Linked DNA regions of Homo sapiens: region 1 is linked to region 2. Evidence: read pairs that join two places in POLR2A ChIA-PET (ENCODE). Cell type or tissue: MCF 10A. All regions are shown on one strand.

Evidence for each region. Peaks named below come from ENCODE experiments on the same cell type or tissue, not always from the same donor. Only the 100,000 strongest peaks of a DNase experiment are listed, where the experiment ranks them.
Region 1: POLR2A ChIA-PET joins it to region 2 with 10 read pairs; 8 of 35 experiments call an interaction of 5 or more read pairs at or near these places.

What each region holds. Positions count from the first base shown.
Region 1 is chr1:214,312,266-214,320,265 of GRCh38, forward strand. SMYD2 (SET and MYND domain containing 2) reads left to right here. Exons shown (of 12, transcript NM_020197.3): 3 at 2,497-2,607; 4 at 5,814-5,874; 5 at 6,594-6,718. Among named protein-coding and RNA genes, the nearest start is that of SMYD2, 35 kb to the left of the region's middle. RefSeq lists enhancers at 4,237-4,740, 4,741-5,244, 5,245-5,748. In MCF 10A, a CTCF peak has its summit at 7,848; no DNase peak of the experiment used is centred here.
Region 2 is chr1:214,209,402-214,217,401 of GRCh38, forward strand. No RefSeq gene overlaps it. Among named protein-coding and RNA genes, the nearest start is that of SMYD2, 68 kb to the right of the region's middle. In MCF 10A, CTCF peaks have their summits at 4,133 and 4,698 (motif pointing right); DNase peaks (open chromatin) are centred at 3,970 and 4,730.

The sequences.
Region 1 (8,000 bases), 100 kb after region 2:
GGGGATCAGTGTGGAGGGAAGCGGGTAGGGAGATATCTTCATTCCTTCAACAACTATATTGAGTGCCTACTAAATGCCAGGCACTGTTGTCAGTTCTGGGGTTACAGCTATGAACAAAACAAAATTTCTTTATTTTCCTGGGGAGAGACAGATACTAAACCAAACAACTAATAAATATATAATATGCTCAGGTGGTGAGAAGTACTAAGAAGCAGCAGAAAGCAAGGAAAGGAAGAATGATGGGGAAGTGCTCTTTCTGACAGGGTGATTGTGGCAGGTATCTTGAGAAGGTGACATTCCAGCAGCGGCTGGAGAGGAGGGAGGGAGTCACATGGATATCCAGGGGAGGAGAGTGCTAGCCACAAAACAGAGCAAGTGCGAAGGGCCTTGAGGCAGGTACATGGCTCCAGGCGCAGCCAGGACACTTCTGTGGCTAAGTGCAGTGAGGCAGGTGAGAGTACGGTGGGGGATGATGGGCTGGGGTGGTGCAGGGACGCTCCCATCACGTGTGGCCTCCTAGGTCACCTTTAGCGCTTGGCCTTTTGCCTGGATGAGAAAAGCCATTAGGTTTTGAGCTGAGGACTGGCCTGATCCGAGTTTTGTCAACAGAATCCCTCAGGCTGCTCTCTGGAACCTAGTCCATGGGAGCAAGGACAGAAGCGGGCATCCAGTTAGAAGGCAGTGGCAGGACATTAGTCATGAGAGATGTTGGGGCTGCAGCCGGGTAGAAAGGTTGTGGAGCTAAGAAGTGATCAGATTCCAGGCAGAGACAGAGGATTTGCCAGAACTGACTGAATGTGGAGTGTGAGTGAGAGAGCAGCGTCAAGGATGACTCTAGCTTTCTGGCCTGAGCATTTATTTTTATTTTTGAGACAGAATCTCACACTGTTGCCCAGGCTGGAGTGTAGCGGTGCACTCTCGGCTCACTGCAACCTCTGCCTCCTGGGTTCAAGCGATTCTCCTGCCTCAGCCTCCTGAGTAGCTGGGACTGCAGGCACATGCCACCACACTTGGCTAATTTTTTTATTTTTAGTAGAGATGGGGTTTTATCACGTTGGCCAGGCCAATCATAAACTCCTGACCTCGGGTGATCCGCCCATGTCAGCCTCCCTGCCCTGAGCATTTATGGCCATTTTCTGAGCTAGGGAAGGCCAAGGACAGAGCAGGACAGTACCCAATTCCATCGTGAAAGAGACAGTGTGTAAGGGCTTCCATCAGTATACAACGTGCTCTGATATTTCCCATCTAAAAAAAAAAAAAAGTCCCCCGCAACTTTTCACTACTCTAAGCTGTGTCTCCTTTCATTTTTTCTTGAATCTGCTCCCTGTCATTTCTTACCCCATCATCCCACCAAAACTTGTTTTTATGAAAATCATCAAGCTTCCATGATTCCAAATCACATTCTCCGTCCTCTCACACTAAGCCTATCTCCAGCACTGGCATCATCATTTACTCCCTAGTCCTCAAAGTACTTGCTTCCCTCAGCCTCCAAAACACCATGGTGTCCTTCTCTCAATGCCTTCCCCATCTCAAGTGATGGCGCCTCCACCCTTCCAGCAGCAAATATCCTTCATCCCTCTACCCGGGGCAGGGAAACTTCAGGGCGTATGATAGAAAGAATACTACTGTTAGGCCAGGCACGGTGGCTCACGCCTGTAATCCCTGCACTTTGGGAGGCCGAAGCAGGTGGATCATGAGGTTAAGAGATCAAGACTATCCTGGCCAACATCTTGAAACCCCGTCTCTACTAAAAATACAAAAATTAGCCGGGCGTAGTGGCACACACCTGTAATCTCAGCTACTCAGGAGGCTGAGGCAGGAGAATCACTTGAACCCGGGAGGCAGAGGTTGCAGTGAGTCGAGATCGCGCCACTGCACTGCAGCCTGGCAACAGAGCGAGACTCTGTCTCAAAAAAAAAAAAGGAAAGAAAGAATACTACTGTTTTATCCAGTGCATCTTTGGGAAGTCCTAACTATTCCTAAATCTTTCCAGTGGTTGCCCTTCATGAAACCCTCATTTGTGCTTTTTAAAAAGTCGCCTGTAAAAGGGACTCATTGCTGTGTAAGTCAACTCTCCATTATTTGCCCTGACGTGAGAACAAAGCCAGAGCGGAACTGTGAGGCAACAAAGCCAAATCAATGGCTGATACTCAAATTGCTCCCTCTGCAATTTGACAGCTTGCACAGATGATGGAAAGATGTATGTGTTGTTTAGAATAATGAGGGGCTGCAGAAAGCCATGAGGTGCTTGAGGAAAAAACACAAAGTAGATCTTCTCATCCCAACAAGCTTGACCCAGGCCTGAGTGAAGGTCATACAATCCTGCCTATCTTAAAGGATGTTTTTATCTCTAGCTTTTGTGAGCATCCTCGTGTTTTCCAAAAGGAAACATATTTTACTTGACCTTAACTAGGGGGACTCACTGCATCCTCTCCTCTCACACTTTATTCCAGTGTATGTGCTATTTTTTAATAATGTTTTTTTCAATCTTCCCAGAAAGAAGATTGGCCCATGCACAAGCTGGAATGTTCTCCCATGGTTGTTTTTGGGGAAAACTGGAATCCCTCGGAGACTGTAAGACTAACAGCAAGGATTCTGGCCAAACAGGTGAGGAAATGGGACAATGTTCAAGTGCATTTTATTTTGTTTTTCTTTTAAAGGTCAGAAAGATGAGTAACTGACCTTTGGTAACCATCTCTCGTTAAACATCCTTAGACTACATTTCCTATCATATCCATATGGACAGGGGTGGGGAAAATACTCCAGGCATAATCTAGTTAGTTGTGTGCCCTGTGCAATTAGGATGTTGCTTACCCTAGACCAGGAGCATAGCCACAGCTCTGAAATTCTGAGCTGTTTTCATGACAGGTTTACATGGAAATACGTGACATGAAAAGCCTGACCTCAAATAATTAGAGCTTCCTAGGGAACCAGATTGGTCTGAGCAGCTTTGAGATTTTCCTCTCTTTCCATTCTGACATAAAGAGTGTACTCTGTTCCCCTTTCCTGTGTAATATTCTGCTCTTTCTTGGCTCCTTTCTTGCCTGTGCATAGGCAGGCAAAGAATTGGATGGAACAGCCTTGACTATGACATGTGCAAAGAAGAGAAAGAGTGGAAAAGTAGAAATAGAGGCAAGGGAGAGGGGAAGAGAGTTAAAAAAAAAAAGTGAAGAAGAAGGAAAGAAAGAGGTGCCCTTGATGGAAACAGATGATAGTCATCAATGGCTTTCTCCAGAAGTGATGCCAACTCTGACTATTCTGTGGTGGGCAGGACTATGCAAACTTACGCTCAAAGAGTGAGGAAGCTGAGAGACAGAAGAAAGAAGCTGACAAATCCAGTTTATTAGAAACATTTACTAGGACTTATGAACTGAAGCCATGTCTATGTCTTGGGCGGCAGCAAGACAAGATGGTGGATCCCTGCACCATTACCCACCAGAGCCAGGGCTTATATACCATAGGGAAGAAATGTGTACAGCAGTTACAAGGAAAGGCAAGGATGCTATGCAAATCTGCCTGAGAGCAAGATTTGTGCTCAAGATTGTATTGACCTAAGGCAGGATTTAAGGTAGCCATAGACAAAGTAGAAATCTTAGAAGCATTCCCAGAGCAGGAGTTAACCAGAAATCAACATGGTATATCAGCATCCAAGATGAAATTGCTTTAGCCACCGTACTGACTGTTCTCCGCCTGGTCTGGTTCATTCTTGCTGATTGCATAATAATTAGACACCTAATCTTCGAAGGGCCAAACTAAAAAGAGGACAGGAAAATGCCATAGAACTTGTCCTTGTGATCCAATGAAATAGGCAGTGTGGGGCTTAGAAGGCATATGTCCAGGCTGTGGAGGTCTTGCTCCTCAGTGCTGTCAGAGAAGTTGGTGGCAGGGCCTCTGGACTATAAATCTTTTAAAGCTGAAATTTTGGCTGGGCATAGTGGCTCATACCTGTAATCTTAGCACTTTGGGAGGCCAAGGCAGAAGGATTGTTTGAATCCAGGAGTTCGAGACCAGCCTTGGCAACAAAGTGAGACCCATTCTCTATAATAAATTTTAAAAATTAAAAAAATTTCCCAGGTGTGGTGGTATACACCTGTGGTCCCAGCTATTCTGGAGGCTGAGGCAGGAGAATTACTGGAACCCGGAACTTCAAGGCTGCAGTGAGCTGTGATTGTGCCACCATACTCCATCCAGCCTGAGCAACAAAGTAAATGAGACTCTGTCTCTAAAAATGAAAAAAAAAAACAAACTGAAATTTCATCCACTTCTCCTGTATACCTACCAGCCCTCCTCCACCCTTAAAATTTTTCTATTTTTTAATCTAAGCCAAATGTGATGGAAATGATTAGCATGTATCTGTCCCCAGACCAAGTTAGGATCCTGGGCTGTGTAAACAGAAGTAGAACATTTCAAAACTCTGAGGTCATCCTTCAGCTATGTTCAGCTTGGGTCAGGTGCTTGCCGAAATGCTACCTCGCCAGCCAGCCGAGAGTAACAAAGGCCATTCATGGGTTGCCTGTAGAGTGAGACCAAAACATCAGAATTGTTTCCCTGCAGGAGGTTAACTTTCGGATCCTTAATAACAGTTATTTTTAAATTTATGCAGAGTATTTGGGCTGAATAAGTCAGAGGGAATAGGATGACTGGGTGTGAGGTATCAGAGTCAGTAAGTCATCAGATGGGATCTCCGCACATCTTGGGAGGATTGGGTGGCCAAGCTGGTGTTTTATTATTTTGTTCCCCTGAATTATTGATGATATTTATAGTGATATGTTAAGAATTCAGAAGAGGCTGGTAGACTTTCCTGAATGAAAAGCTTTCCCAAGCGAGATGACTTATAAATCTTATAAAAATGCATCCCGTGAATGGAAGATTTCTGCTCCAAAAAAGAACTATTGAAATATTTCGGCACCAGGAGGGTAGTCTGAATGCAAAGATGAGTTTATACAAGCTTCATTCAAGTTTTATTATAATTACTACTACTACTAATAGTGTATTAAATGAAAGTTACCTGCCCATCTTTTCATCTCTATAGGACTTGATGATTAAAAAAACAGACCATTTGTATTCTAGTAGCTTGCAAAGGATTAGGGGAGACAGGCTACCAAACTACCAAGGGGAGGCTTAACATGTTAACTAGGGAGGTGAGCGTGCCCTGCTAGACCACCTGTATCCCCAAATTGAATAGCCACATTACAAAGACATGGCCTTGGGCCAGCTCCTGAGCTCTGCCTTTGAACTCTTGTCAACACCAAGTTTATTCATGTTCTCAAAGCCTAGCGGGTTTACTATTGTTAGCTCCTCTTGGGGTGTCTAGAACAAAGCCAGCAACGCGTTTAAAGTGAATCTGGGCTCACAGATACAACCAAAAGTGTTCTTTTTGAAACACAGAATTTGAGATCATTTTAGCCTATGCTTAAAGAAAGTGTAAAATGGATGGGGGGTTTGATTTTGTTCCTTTTTAGAAGGAGAAATAATAAATAGGATGGTTTGTCTGTAGACCCAGTCCTTTTAAGTAAGGACCCTAAAAAGTTGTTTTCCGGCCCTGTTCTTTCCCGTAACAGGTATTTCTGAGCCTACTGTGTGCATAGTATTATCAGGGTGTTAGGTACACGGTAGACATTTAAAAAAGCGCTTTAGAAGAGTCTTTGGATTTGGCTGGTGGAGAGCCCTAGTGGTGGAGTCCTTGAGTAGCTTGTTTTACTTCCTTAAGAATTGTTACTTTTTCTTTATGTTGATGTAAAAGTGAAAGTGCCACTTTATTACACTGGTTGTTAAAAAATCTGTATCTGTGTGATTTCTTCCCCAATTGCTAGAAAATCCACCCAGAGAGAACACCTTCGGAAAAATTGTTAGCTGTGAAGGAGTTTGAATCACGTAAGTCTTTCTGTGACCAGCCGCGCAGTTCTCTCAGCCACAGATTTCACATGGGTTGGGCAGGATTGAAGCGAGGACGGGCTAGTTTGTGCTCAGAGGAGTAGTGATTTCTTTGATTACTAGTTTTTATTTTTACTCTTGTGCTGTTTCGAAAAGCACTTTTAGCTTTTTTCTTCTGAGTTGACAGGATTGTTAGGAAATAATTAAAGGAGGTAGGAGCTCCCAAAATGAATTATTGCACCCTGAGCTACCTCCTGCTGGCCCTCTTGGCATGCTGAATACTTTTGGATCTTTGCTGAATTGCGTCCTCTAAATAGCTGATGTTCTTACTGAAAGCCGTGAAATCAGGGGTTGTCCAGTTGTTTGACCACGGCCCAGATTCCCGGGCCAATTGGGGGGCCCTTGACTAGGCTGAGGCTGGTTATGAGTCATTGCTACCCATCCCTGACCTCATTGCTAACAGTCAGTCGAAATCTCACGTCCCAAGTGACTTCTAGTCATCAGAGGGAGAGAAGGAAGAAATGGCTTGCTTTCTTTCCTTAGGGTTTGTCAGTTAAACCAAGTAATGGGGAAGAATGTTCTCTGGGGGTTCAACATGTTAGTTTTGGGTTTTTTTTTTTTCGCCCGTTCCTTTCCTCTGTATCATTTACAGCAAAAATAGGATGTAGCTAGAAATCCCACGCTTTCTACTGGGTGAATAATGGATTATTTATCCACAGATCTGGATAAGTTAGACAATGAGAAGAAGGATTTGATTCAGAGTGACATAGCTGCTCTCCATCACTTTTACTCCAAGCATCTCGGATTCCCTGACAATGATAGCCTCGTAGTACTCTTTGCACAGGTAAGGACGCTGGCAGCAGGTAACACTCAGTCTGGCCTTTCCCTCTCCAAGGCCCTCTCCCTAGCAAGCACTCAGTGAAGATGAATGCAAATAGAATGATGGCATCTTCCTGACAACGAAGCTCTGAGCCAATTGGACCGTGTGTTGCCATAGCCTTGCTCAGTGACCTTGAGCAGATCAAGGTCCCCTCTGCTGGCCCTCATTGATGGGTGGAGTGTAGGAAATTCGCCTCTGCCTCTGCCTCACAAAGAGTTCATGAAAACAAAGGAGTTGTCAGTGCCCTGGTACTCTGGCATACTTTAAGCTCTTTGCAAAGAAAAGACCATTTGAAGTTCCTACATTAAATTTTACTTTTACTCTCTTAAACCTTCTGTTCTATCTGTAGTGTTTTTTCACTCTAACCAAGGCTGCACTGATAGGAGGGCCCTTTGTGATGGCCCGAGGAAGGACAGTCACTGCCGAGAGGAGCCCAAGTGGGTCTAGATGTGGAAGTCTTTCCTGATGGTGGCTAAGAAATCTTGTTTAGAGAAGTCTAGGTTTACCAAAATCAGATCTAAGGAAATCTTAGGCTTCTAAGCAAGAGCAATTTGAAAGTGATTACAGCTTTGGAAACTAGGCCACTGGCAAGGCAAGCCTTGGGCATTGTTAGGACGAGAGAACAAAGGGTGCAGTGGCCATGCCTCGGGGAACACACAACCTTCCTGTTATCGTGAGGGTGGCTCTTCCTGGCCTGACTTACTAGATTGGATTTCTCTCTCATATGCCTTTGCGATGCCCTCTACAAACTGGGCATCTAGTTTAAAGTGACCTTCCCAGGTAGAGAAATATTAGAATTCTGCTCCATGGGAGCAAGAAGCTACATCAGTCTCCGGATGTGTAAAAGAGATGAAGTGGACACCTCCATGGTTTTGTCTTAGAATAGAATAAGCATTACCTAATGTACCCTTTGCCCAGTAACTCTGTTTGCAGGAATCTGTCCTAAGGATATAATCAGAAATCATGGACAGAGATTTACGTACAAATTGTTTATTGTAGGATTCTTTTAAAAGCCAAAGGCAGAAAAGAAAGAAGGAAGGAGGAAAGGAGAGGAGGAAGGGAAGAAGAAAAGGAAAGAGGAAAAGGAAATACTATAAATGGCCAGTAGTGGGAGTTTGGTTACATAAATTATGGCATCTCCATGTGATGGAAGGTTACATAACCTTTATAAGTTACGTTTCACGACTGTCTAAACTTGGGAAATGCTGATGACATAACATTAAGTATCAAAGCAGTATGAAAAGTA
Region 2 (8,000 bases):
AGGATTCCTGCGACGAAGGGAGTGCAGCTTCCTCCATGTGAACGATAGGTCACCCTGGGGTGGCCAGCAACTCGCTCAGCTCCTCGTGGCTGCTCTGCCCTGGCTGGGGAAAATGAGTCCCTGCTTTAGAGCCAGAGGAACACAATGACCTCCTTATCCCTTTTTAAACAGCCACTTTCCTTGCAAATCTCTGCTAATAAGCACAGCTTATCTTTATTTACCAGGTAGCTCCTTTCCCTTCTGAGATATCAGAAGGCCCAATGAGAGGAAGCAGAGAGAAAAGGGTTTTCTACAAAGTGACAAGGAGACAGCACTTTTCTGTCTAAAAATACACAGATGTCCTTCTCCTTAGTGGTGCTAACTTGTTATAGATAGTTTGGGGACAGCTTTGAAAAACTTATGAGAATTCCATGTAGCCTGTGATTGGTGGGAGTTCCCACTTAACTGTTCTGTGTTCTTTTCATCTTTCCATCAGCTGAGCTAAACACTGCAAAGCAAAAAAAACTTTAAAACCAATTGGTCTAGCCCCCACCTCTGAGCAGAGTTACACGTAACCATTCAATATTCTTAGATTAAATGACTTTAATAAGCTCTCGTGATTCTACCACTCTAACCCCATAAACCAGGAGTGAAATCCTCAATTCTGAGTTCAGATACTAGGAAATCCTTTTTCTGCAGCACACTTTATGACTTTTATGCATTTTAATTCTAAAATGCTACTTTCCTAATTAAATGTAGTACAATCTTTCCTAATCTTATGTAGTACAATTGCAGCTCAATCATATTTTTGGGGAACTCTAGAATACCCTGGAATATATAAGCCACAGCTATGCATAAATATATATATATATATATAAAAGGATACAGTAAGTTGAGACTCCTGATCTATAAATAAGTCTGTTCACTTGCATAATTATGAGGACTGAACAGGATAAATTTCACTCTTGTAAAAACCAATAGGCCTAGGAAAGACTCAAATCTCTATCTCAGTTTCACAGGGAGCTCTAGGGAAGCACATTCCCAAAGCAGACGTCGTTGGGTAAAAGCCAATGCCCTGCTCTAGGTCAAAATATTGCAAATTTCCTAAGCAAAATTTGTTTCTGTTCTAGAAAAATAGGTTATGTTCACCTGGATCACTTACCAAAGGCTTCTGGGATTCAATGGAATACGAGGACCTACTGAACTGTGAAGTGCTTGAAGGCAGAAAATGTATCATTCATTTTTAAAATCCCTGACATTAAGCATAGGGACTGGTGGTGCTGGTGGTGGTGGTGGTGATGATGATAATGATGATGACGATGATGATAGCAGCAACTGTTCATTGAGCACTTACAATGTGTCAGGGACTTTGCTGTTTCCTTTACATATATTAATTCATTTATAACTCAGTATTATATATACTTATATACTTATATATTTACTACTTACAGTATATATATATAATATATATTATATACATTAATTCATTTATTACTCACAGCAACCTGTGAGCCAGGTACTATTAACAACCCTATCCTACAGATGAGGACACTCGGTAATAAACTCAGAGTTTAAGTAATGGCCAAAGCCAGAGAGTTTAAGTAATGGCCAAAGTCATACCTCTGGTAAATGGTAGAGACAGGATTCAAAGCCAGGTCTTTCTGAACCTGTAAATTGCACTACTCCTGAACCTGTAAATTACACAACTATGACAATATAGCCTGCTACATGGTAAATGTTTAATAAATGTATTTGGACAAAACTGAGCAGGTGTAGTGGAATTGGTGGGATAATTTTCTCCCTACTTTCAATTTCTATCTGACTTGCGCAGGCATTTGTTTGTTACAGACCACATTCTTGTGATTGTTATTGTGATGGTCTTAGTTCTCCAAACTACACTACAAGTCTCTTGAGGGCAAGACAACATATTCTTCACAATAATAATAGATGCTGTATTATGCTCCATGCTTTATACATTTTTAATCCTTATAATGGATCTGAAAGGGATATATTAGCATTTCCATTTTTCGAATGAGGAAACAAATGCAAAGGTGAATGACTTGCCTGTGGCTACCAAGCTAACAGTGGGAGATTCAAACACCTTCTGTCTGCCTCACATTTTTCCACTTTGCTCTGCTGAAAGCCAAACACTTACATTACCCAGCTCTAGAGATTTAGCATGGTCTAGGATACTTGAATATTATTGTCTCAGTTACTCTTCATTCAGAGCTCTCTCTCCTGGCTAGACTGGTGAAAATCATAGAGCTCTGGTAGATGAGGAATAGGGAGGAAAAAGATATCACATTTCTGGTCTGGTTTGGTTCTCTGATCTCATTTGCTTGGATGGGCTACAGAAAATCAGCAGTGGGGGTCGGGGAATTGGGGGCCAAAGTTTAGTTACTTAAGAGAGCTGGACAGAGGAGAAAACCCTCCACTTTCTTTGTCCCATCTGCCACACCCAAGAGCTGGCATCACACCACTGCTGACATGTACAGTGTCTGTTGGCTGGGCTGAGAACCCCATGTAACCTCCACAGCTAAGGTGTCCTTGGGGGATACAGGCCAATTTCTCCAGCAGCCCCAGGTTCCAGAGGGACAATAATGTCTCATCAGGTCCTAACACTGTCATGTGCTACCCCTACTACTGGGGTTAGAATGTTTCACTAGGATCCATAATATCTCCTAGCTATGTAGTCTCACCTCCCTACAAATCTGAGATATGGTTTCTGACACAAGGGAAGGGTATCTGTTAGACTGTAAAGATGTACCACTTTTATTCTCAGCTAGAGGCCTTCTCTTTGGGGTGATGACCAGCTAGTAGCTGCAGGTGTGGGAAAGGGTTGCCTTTTCTTGATACTTGGCCACCTTTTACGAAAGAATGCAAAAGTGAGCCTAAAGACAATAAATATTAGATAGAAGAATAGATTCCTAAGAATATATTCCTTTCTAATATTAGAAAGAGGAATAGATTCCTTGGCCAGTCAGCCTCTGTATGTCTGAAATCACCCAAAGAGTTCTACTTAAAAAAAAATGTTTAGATTGAGTTATCCAGTTAAAATCAAACTCTCCAGGCTGACTGATATCAATGGCTCATATGTGCAATTGGCTTTCCTCCTGGTTGTAAGCAAGAGGACAAGGACCACATCTTCCCTGTGCACCCAGCATAACATGGCCCCTAGCAGGTGCTCCATAGGCACTTGTTGTACACATGTACAACAGTAATTATGGCTTGTTGTAATTATTCAACTTGTTGAATGAAGGTTGAACATCATCAGGAGAGACTCACTTGGCCTTCGTCTGTGGAAGCAAAGGATGAAAATGTAATAGAGAATAATAGAATAGAGACATCTTCATGGTCCCTGACTCCCAGTAAAGCTAGGATCTTTGTACCTAATCATAAGTAACAGGGATATTCTGAAGGGGTTCTGTGGCCCCTTGACAATCATAAGTGATTTTGAGAAATAAATATTTTGACATCTAGTCCCAAAGCATTAGTCATGAGACTGACAATCATTGATGAGACAGTGGAAATGTGGAAGTTGGCACTGGACTATGAAAATGCAGTTCCGTGGGACTTGGATGAGGCATGACAGCCAGAAGATCAGCTTCAGACACGAAACCCTTCCTCCTAGCCCCACCAAAATTATTCTTCAGTGTGTAGCTCCATTGCATACGGGCTGGGGATGAGCCTTTTCCTCTATGTTGCTCCCTTGATTCTCTTTCATGCACATTCTTGGCATGTCACAGACTCTCCCCAGCCTTGAATTCTAGCCCCATTCCATCTCATCTGGGGCAAGTCTCACAATTCCTCATCTATTCAGTGTGCACAATTCATATCTGCTGTACCTGACTCAGGATTCCTGGGAGAATCAAATGAGATTATTCATTCGGCTTTTCAACAAATATTTGTTGAGTAGTTGCTGAATAACATAGTGTAAGGGAGACTGTGAGAGATAATGATGAATCAGACTGCGTCTTACCCTCAGGGACCCAGGCAATGTACAAGGCGAGACAAGTTCACATTCCAAGGTGAAATCGTCAGTCCAAGAGAGGACCAGATACTGGGCTATGGGAGCTCAGAGGTAATATGGATTATTCCAGCAGGAGGTAATAAAGAGGGCTCCAGAACAGAGGCTGCTGTTTTTGGGCTGAATTTCCAGAGTTAAAATGCAAGCAGTTTGGAAACAAAATTGGTACACAAATATTGGGCATAGGTTATAAATACCTAATTTATGGAATTCTCTATGTCCCAGAGTAATGCCTACCTAAACTCACATAGATTTCAAGCAAATAACAGATAACATTTATGGAGTACTCTTGCAGTGCAAGATACTATATGCTTTATATTTGAGAACTCAACGTAATCTAAGCAAAACCCTAAGAGGCAAGATCTAGTATCAAATCCACATTGCAAATGAGGAGAATAAGGCACTGAGGGGTTGAGTTTCTTGCTGAAGGTCACACAGACAATAAATTATACAGCCAATATTTAAACTCAGGTGGTCAGAGTTCAAATACTGCTTCTCAGACAAAGGAACAAAAATAATAAAGTCATTGCTCAAATAATTCAGTCCCTTCACAGAACTGTTATTTTGAAAAAAATAAATGTTGGATCCTGGTGAATTATGGCAAAATTTATCTGGGAAATTACATTTCAGGTTGAGAACGTACAGGAATAAAGCCTCTTTCTTCATAGGCATCATTGAAGTCATTCCAGAGTATTTTGTGCTATGGCCAGTAGATGGCAGAAAGTGACAAGAAAAGGACTGGAAACTGGGACCCCCCCCCCCACCACACACACACACACACACACACACACACACACACACACACACACACTAGCTCCCTGCTTGCAAAACAAAATGCATTTTGCCTACAATATATTTCGTTTAGAGTAGCAAACACTTTCTCCTTCCTCAAAGCGAGCTCCAGAGTAGAAACTGCAATTGTGTATTTGAAATTCTCCAGTCACCAAATCCAAGAAAGGTGAAGAGGAACTGCCCCAGTGGCGTCTGCGAGGCGTTTCCTCTATAAAGCTGTCGTCCCTAGCTCTGGTCAGTGCTGACCAAGTCACCCTGGCCTCCTCCCCGGCCCCTTTTTCTACTGCAGGAAAGGCTGGAGCTTCGGAAGAGATAACATCAGGGAAGTACTTGGCAACTATGAAGAGTTTTACCCATGTTAAAACAAAAGCCAGCAAAGCATTCCTTCAGTAAAGATATGTTAAGCACCTATCGTGTGCTGGGCTCTGGGCACAACCAAAAGCTTGGCAGCTGCTATTTAACCTCCTCCTGCTTCACCAGCAGCAAACTGTTGCCAAATGAGCCTAAAAAGAAATTAGTTCCATGGATTCCTTTGCTGAGTAATTCTGCAGTGAAAATAAGAGAAATCAGACACACTGGAAACTTTTAATTACAAGAAAACCTGGGGAATCCTATTGCCGTCTTAGATTTTAAAAGACCGCTCTAAGTATTGAACTCAGAAGCTTTAAAAGGAAAAGATATTATTAGACTTGACTACATAAAACTTTTAATCATCTGAACTTCAAAAAGCACTTTGAAAATCAGAAGAAAAAATAAAAAGCTGTAAAACATATGACAAAGAATTAATGTTCTTAAATATAAATATTCTAAGAGCTCTTATAAATCAATAAATGTATAGATCAATAAATCCTGTAAATCAATATTCTTATCAATTGATCAGATGGGCAAACGGCATGAAGAGGCATATCACAGGATAAAATGGAGCAAAGGGCCAATGAAACATTGGAAATGTGCTCAATTTAATTCATAGTAAATAAATACAAATTTAAATGGAAACAATAGTTTATTTTTCACCCCTGGGTATGGAGTCAGCCTTCTCCTGGGGTATTGGTAAGTATAAGTTGGCAAAACTTTTTCAAGAACAATTTGACAACATTTAGGAATATGTTTGCATTTCCTTGACTTAGAAATTCTGGTCTTCTCTGCCTCCCTCACTCAGGTGCACTCAGTCAGTCCTGTATCTTTCAACATGTCTCATAGACTGACAGTGGCCAAATTAAGTCTCCAGCCCTGACCTCTCCTCTGCACCCCAGGCTCCTTTCTGAACACCTCCCTTTGGATGTGTAATAAACACAGCAAACATCAGTCCACGATGGAATTCTTTTTCCTTTCCCCTACCTTCTCAAAACTGCTCCTGCTCCCCATCCCCTCTTAGTAAATGGCCCTGCCACTCAGCATATTAGTGAAGTCCCGGAACCCTGGAGTTATCCTTGATATGCTCTTCTGTCCTTGAACCTGCCACATTTCCATCTTTGATTTCCTGTTCCAGAATGTTCTCTCCCTTGCTTCATCAAGTCTCTCACCAGAGAAGTCTTTCCTGACCACACACTCTGGAATAGTAACTCTGTCACTCTCCATTCCCTCCACTGTCTTATTGTTCTTAGCTTACGTCACCACCTGATGTCATGACTCTTGCCTGTCTAGGCACTACTGTATAAGCGCCACTGAAGCAGGATCTATATTGTCTTCAACACAGCATTCCTAGTGCCTACCACATTTCTTGGCACATAGTGGGCTCTCAAAAATCAGTGTGGGATGAATGAATCCAGGACTTACCCTACAGATGTGTGTATGTGTGTATAAATATATATTCAATTAACTATGCCTTAATAGGGACTAGTTAAGTGGATTATAATTTTTTAAAACCCTCAGTTTCCTCATACAAAAATAGGATAGAAAAAAGTACCTATCTCATATGGTTTTTGTGAGAATAAAATAAAAATGACACCTGGTACTTGGTACATAGACACATTCAACAAATGTTAGGTACTGGCAGCTCATCACTGCTTGGCAGCCGATAAAAAGAATGAGTTAAATCAAATGTACTGACCTGGAAGATGTCCACAACATATGGTTAAATTAAAAAACCAAGGTTGCAAAGCAATGTGAATACTATGCTCTTAGGGAAAGGCCCAGAAGGAGTTCAGGGAAGCATCTGAAGGTGATGGGTGGCTGTGGTAGCCACCTATGGTGAATGAAGTTCACAGAGAAAGGTCTGGGGAAGAGAGAAGAGACCAGGCATGTAACGTATTTGCTTAAATATGCTTCTGTATGGTTTGAATGTTTGGCAAAGCATATTGATACTTTTACAATATTTTTTAACTTTAAAAGCAGATAACGCCCCAGAGAACTACTCTGTTGTTACGCTGTAACAGGGAAATGTGTTGAGCTTCCAGGCTGCTAAAGAAATTTTGCCCCAGCCTGCCTTGAATTTTTGTAGGTAAAACCTGACACTACAGGAAAAGTTTGGGACAAGTTTAGCAAGCATATTCTACTCAAGTCTGGTGAGAAAACTGTAATTGTTAGATTTGATTTTTTAAGCAATACCACAGGATGGCTAGAAGGATTCGATGAATTGGCAAATGTGAAACATGGAGCCCTTGTACCTAATGGCTGTCCATTAGATACCAGCTGTGTCAGAATGTGATGCAGACAGGAACATTTTCAAGGACTGGGGAGAGTTATTAAATTGCATTTGCTGTTTGTTCTCCTTCACTGAACAAATATTTATTGAGCATGCACTATGTGCCAGGTGCTGGGCCAGACATAGGTATTCAGCAGGACCAGACAGACTTCATTTTTGCCTTCAGGGGAATTCCCTCCTTTTGTACTCATGCAACTGCAATGCTTCCAGGGTTAGGCAGGATTTCAGGCAGCCTGGTTATTCAGGTAGCATGCTTATCTTCAGAGCTGTGGGTTTTCTGTCTAGAATTAAACTACAAAGTGATGAAAGCATAAGGACTATCTCTAAATTTGGAAATTTAACCAGGATCTTTCTTGAGCAATGAAATGGCATGAAAGTAGTTCCCAAATAGCAGTATTCCAAAAGTGCAATGCTAATGAAACAACACACTACAATAGCAGGAGTTGTATTCCACCCTTTATGTAGCAGGGATGAAGACTACAAGGAGAAAAGTCCACATGTTTGGTGAAAAGTAGCCCATTACCTAAGGAGAGGATTCTCTTACAAGTAAAATAAAAA